Linked DNA regions of Mus musculus: region 2 is linked to region 1. The links are chromatin loops, found by intact Hi-C in ENCODE. Cell type or tissue: left cerebral cortex. All regions are shown on one strand. Region 1 has its middle 290 kb from the start of Gm46834. Region 2 has its middle 330 kb from the start of Gm30184.

Region 1 (2,500 bases):
AGAAATAGAGGCCAGACAACTTTGCCGATTAACATAAAACTGTCTTTAAAATTAAGGAAAGATGTTTTACAGAAATGTCTTGCTTGATTCTGGAAAACACACAAAGTGGCCAGATTCTCTTTCCGGTCTGTCATTGTTCTTCAGAGCGCCCTCTTGTGGTCATTCCCTCCTCATTGCTTAGGGCTATGGTCCTCGGCTTCTAAATACTGCTAAGCACTGGATACCTTTCTCAGTTTTTGTAACAACAAAACTGGATAAATCTTACAGCAACTACAGCTTCACACTAGAAACCACTAGAGGTGGCTTCTGGGAGAATGTTTTCCGTGCTAAATGGTGGTGGAGAATCACATATAAATAAAGGCAGGGAACGTCACAGAAACAATTTATATAGAGAATATGCACCTAAGGATTCCATTCCTGTGGGGAGTTAAAACAGAAAGACAGACAGGAAAAAAAGGAGAAAGGGAGGGAGGGAGGGAGGGAGGGAGGGAGGGAGGGAGGGAGGGAGGGAGGCAGGCAGGCAGGCAGGCAGGCAGGCAGGCAGGCAGGCAGGCAGACAAACAGATGATATATTTTACAGTTTAAACAGCGGCTTTTTACTATGAATGCATTTACAATCGCACAACACTAGTTGACTCCAGTGAAGTTATTCTCTGAAGATCCATTGATCAGAGCCTGTGTTGTGAAACAAGACTTCTAACACCGGCACCCCATTACCAAACAGAACTTTCTCTAAAAGAGGACCAATAGCTCTGAAAGGTAAGAAATAGTACTGAACCCAACAAAGTATTCATGAATAAAAGAAACTCAATAAATACCACAAATGGTATAGCATGGTTGTACTGGTATTTTTAAATCCATCTGGAGAGGAGGTTCAAGTTAAGGAGGTGAAATTGAAGTCAAATATCAAAGTTCCTGTTTCTGCGCATAGCTTCCCTTATATTTCCCCCCTCATTTGCTTAATCACAGATTTCTGGCCTGATGGATTTGAACACAGCCCTGAGATGATATCACAGATGCCAAGGCTCTCAGTGATTTTGTTTATATGAAGTGTAGCTTACAAAAAAAAAAAAAAAACAAAAAAAAACAAACCTTTCTACTTTATAAATTTCATTTATAAAATACTTAAATATATTATTACAGAAATTATTTTTCTGTATTTTGATATATTATGAATCATAATATTCAGAAATAGCTTGAGTAAATAGAATCTAAGCCACTGGTTATTTGGAAGGACCAAAGCATTTATTTTAAGTGCTACTCAGCTTTTAGCTCTTCAGGCTGCTGATTTGTCTGTGAATGTACACAGCCTAAATTGTTCAGACAGACTAGTGTCATCCAGGAATTAATGTCTTCGCTCCTAAACTAGAGGAGATATTCATGAAGCTTCATGACTTTTTAGAAGCTATGTGCTCCTGTTCTCACCAGAATTTAAAATCAGCCAAAAAAAAAAGTTATTTAGAGAAAGCTAACAAATGGGTACTTTACAATTCTAATTAGCTCATAATGTCTGCTGCTATATTTGCATTTGATGGTAGAGATGTTCTTTTGTTAAGAGGAAAAATGGAGAGTCAGGTGTGTTGGCACACACTTGTAATCCCAGGACTGTGGAGGCTGAGGTAGGAAAATTGCAAAATTGAAATCAGCCTGGGTTACATTGCAAGATCTTGTCTCAAATGAGCAAAAAGAAACAAATCACCATTTTGAGCAACACACCTGCCCTAGACTTTTAAAAGTAAGCTTTCAGTTCCCTCAAGAACAAAAATTCAGGTGATAAAAATACATACAGTTATAAATTCCAAGGCTTTTGCACTTTGACTTTTTCCTGTTAATAACATAGTGTTTTTTTTTTTTTTTACCAAAGATGCTTAACCTATGTTAGTAATAAGTGCTTATGCTTAGAAGTCAATATTTTAAGCTGAAGATATACTTGAACCCACAGTATAGGGAGGAATTTGACTGTTTTTGAGCCCAGAAACCAAGAGCAACAGGCTAACTTTTACAATTTCTTGGTCCACAGTACCCCCATTTCCTTGTTGGACAGACATTTTAATGAACACACATGTGTAATGTCTGCATAATCAAATGGCCTTTTCCACTTCGGAATACAGAGAGAAGTAAGATGTTTGTTGTGCCTGAGGGATGACACTGAGGGGTTGCAGAGTCTCCTGCAATAACTCCTGCAGGCAGTTTAGAGGCAGAGGAGATGGGGACTCAGAGAGTGTCCAGGGGCACACAGAAGGCAGAAGGCAGGATCTCAGGAAAGGGACAGGGGACAGGATACAATCAGAACATCTGGAAGAGCAGACCGTGGGAGTACAGGAGAATGCTATCTGACCTGTGCTCCCTCTGGCTTCTGCCAAGGGTCTGGTGAGTCTCAAGACTCTCATCCATAATCAGGAGCATCAAGGGAGGAATTACGAAATAAAGATAGAGGAGTGGAGTGTGACCATGAGAATGAGGAGACCTGGGGGAAGAGAGTAAATAAAGATAAATCGGA
Region 2 (2,500 bases), 120 kb after region 1:
ACACCATACTGTAAAAATCATGTGAATCTCTATTTTTCTGTTAGTAGAAAATAAACCTTAGAAATAAATAAAAGTTTCTCATAGTGTGACATCACCCTGGAATTCCTGTACAGATTGTGGGCAGTGCTGATAATGTCCACGTCCATCCTATGGAAGCAGTCCAAAAGACACCAGAGCACTGCCAGGTGTCTAGTTAGTTGAATGAACTGGCTACAGAGGCATCCTGATGACACTCATAAGCACTCACATGCATCTTGGAAAGAGATTCCCCTGAGGGTTCAGCTAATTATGACTTTAGAACAACTGCCTGTGTTCAGATGCCAACTGGGAGATTAAACCAGTGGCAGTGTCCATGTTATTTGCATATTAACACTACAGACAATGTGTCTCTGGTGACTGTCCTCACACCAGGGTGCCAAGCCTCCAGAGAGTCTCCTGCAATTCTGAGGGAACACAGCTGCTTTCAGGGGGAGAGAGACAGACCCTGGAGATGACAATTTCAGAAGGCTCTTCTTTCAGACCATTTTGTTTGCAAACCCAAGTCTTCCCTCACACTTTTTCTTACACACACAACACACACACACACAGAGAGAGAGAGAGAGAGAGAGAGAGAGAGAGAGAGAGAGAGAGAGACAGACAGACAGACAGACAGACAGACAGTCAGACAGACAGACAGAGAGACAGAGACAGATGAGTACACACAAAAAGGGGGCAAGGGTAGAGAGACAGAGACAGAGATAGACAGAGACAGAGAGAGACAAAGACAGAGAGAGACAGAGACAGATGAGTACACATAAAAAGGGAGCAAGGGGAGAGAGACAGAGACACACAGAGAGACAGAGGCAGATGAGTGAAAGAGAGAGAGAGAGAGAGAGAGAGAGAGAGAGAGAGAGAGAGGTCATATTGATGCAGTCATTATCCAAACAGGAGGAGTGTGGTTTCTGTAAATCAGATGTTGCCTGGCTTCATAAGTCAGATGACTAAAATAAATTCCGACAAGCCCTTTAAAATGTAGCAACCAGGCAGCTTTATATGTGTGTCTCCACTGTACACTGTGGGTGTATAAATGGAACGTGCACAGGTCAAGGGAGAACCTTTTCCACATAGGAGCCCTTAATTTTCTCTTTATTTCACAATAAAAGTGAGACTTTCTCTTGTACAGGAAGAGAAGGCGATATAGGAAGCAGATGGGGGAGCAAGGCATGCACTGATTTGCAAAAGAGCAATTCACACTGCAGGGGACAGCCCAGCAGCTCCCCCCAAAGGCGGCCTGATGAACTCATTTCCACCTCAGATAGTCCCCAGGGGAGGTGACAGGGAAGCTCACAGGGACTCAGAGCTGAGCATGCCAGCCTCCCTGAATGGCTAAGCTGGGACCCAGGGCAGCTTTGGGCTGAACTCATATGGAAGATTTAAAAATGAATTAGATCATCTCAAGCATTACATGTTCCCCAACAAAAACCTGCTCCTAACTCCCCGCCTGTCCACATCAGTTTGTCTTGGCACAGGTAGAGAGGTTTTTTTCTCCACACCTCTGTTGGGACGAGTGCTATTTCGGTTAATCTTGTTCGAAAGGTTTCATGCCTTAGAAGACCTTTCTGCACTGCTCCTCTTTAGTCCTTAATCCTCCTAGACTCAGACCTACACACACCGTGTTCAATATGCTTTCGCCGTGTGTGTGTGTGTGTGTGTGTGTGTGTGTGTCTGTGTGTGTGTGTCTGTGTGTGTGTGTCTGTGTGTGTGTGTCTATATGTGTGTGCATGCAAGTACATGGGAGCGCTTAAGTGGCAGCCTGAGAACAACTTTGGGTGTTGTTCCACAGGTGCTGGGGTGGTGACTGTTAATTGTCAAGCAGACCAAATATAGAATCCTCTAGATGAGCCCCTGGGCCTGCCTGTGGGAGACAACTTAACGGCACCCATTGATGGGGAAGACTCATCTGCATTGTGGGTGTGACCGTTCCCTGGACAGGTCGTTCACAGGCTTTATAAGGTGAAGAAAGGAGCTGAGCACTGAAATTTCTGCTTGCGTTGTTTTTTGCTTCTTGATTGGAGAGACGCATTGTGACTCCAGTCAGCTTCACACCCTTCCGAGCTTAACTTTCTGTCCTACCACAGTTTGACCTGCAGACTGTGAGCCAGAATAAGCCTGTTTTCTGCTAAGTTGCTCTGTGGGAGTATTTTAACATAAAAACAGGAAAAGAAACTAAGGTAGTCGCCATCTGCACCATTGTGTGAGGCAAGGTCTCTGATTGGCCTGCACTCTACAAATTGGCTGGGCTGGATGTACAATGTATCTTAGGGATCTGCCTGACCCTGCTTCTCCAGCACTGGGGTTACAAGTGCACACCACTAAACATAGTCAGGGGAATCAAAAGGAGGCCTCTCTGCAGTCTCCCATCATGAACCTCCCATCATGAACTCTTAAAGACAAAGTGTGATCTATTTACTAACACCAGTGCTTAGACTAGTATTAGCTAAGAGAGAATAGTCATCTCTGG

Evidence for each region. Hi-C counts contacts between places; a loop is a spot of excess contacts. Peaks named below come from ENCODE experiments on the same cell type or tissue, not always from the same donor. Only the 100,000 strongest peaks of a DNase experiment are listed, where the experiment ranks them.
Region 2: a loop joins it to region 1, with 2.0 times the contacts of the local background. A loop is called at or near these places in 2 of 42 quality-filtered maps.

Annotation. Positions count from the first base shown.
Region 1 is chr3:39,998,673-40,001,172 of GRCm38, forward strand. No RefSeq gene overlaps it. Among named protein-coding and RNA genes, the nearest start is that of Gm46834, 290 kb to the left of the region's middle. In left cerebral cortex, a CTCF peak has its summit at 156 (motif pointing left); DNase peaks (open chromatin) are centred at 151, 1,375 and 1,526.
Region 2 is chr3:40,119,425-40,121,924 of GRCm38, forward strand. No RefSeq gene overlaps it. Among named protein-coding and RNA genes, the nearest start is that of Gm30184, 330 kb to the right of the region's middle. RefSeq lists an enhancer at 151-1,196. In left cerebral cortex, a CTCF peak has its summit at 1,259; DNase peaks (open chromatin) are centred at 303 and 1,248.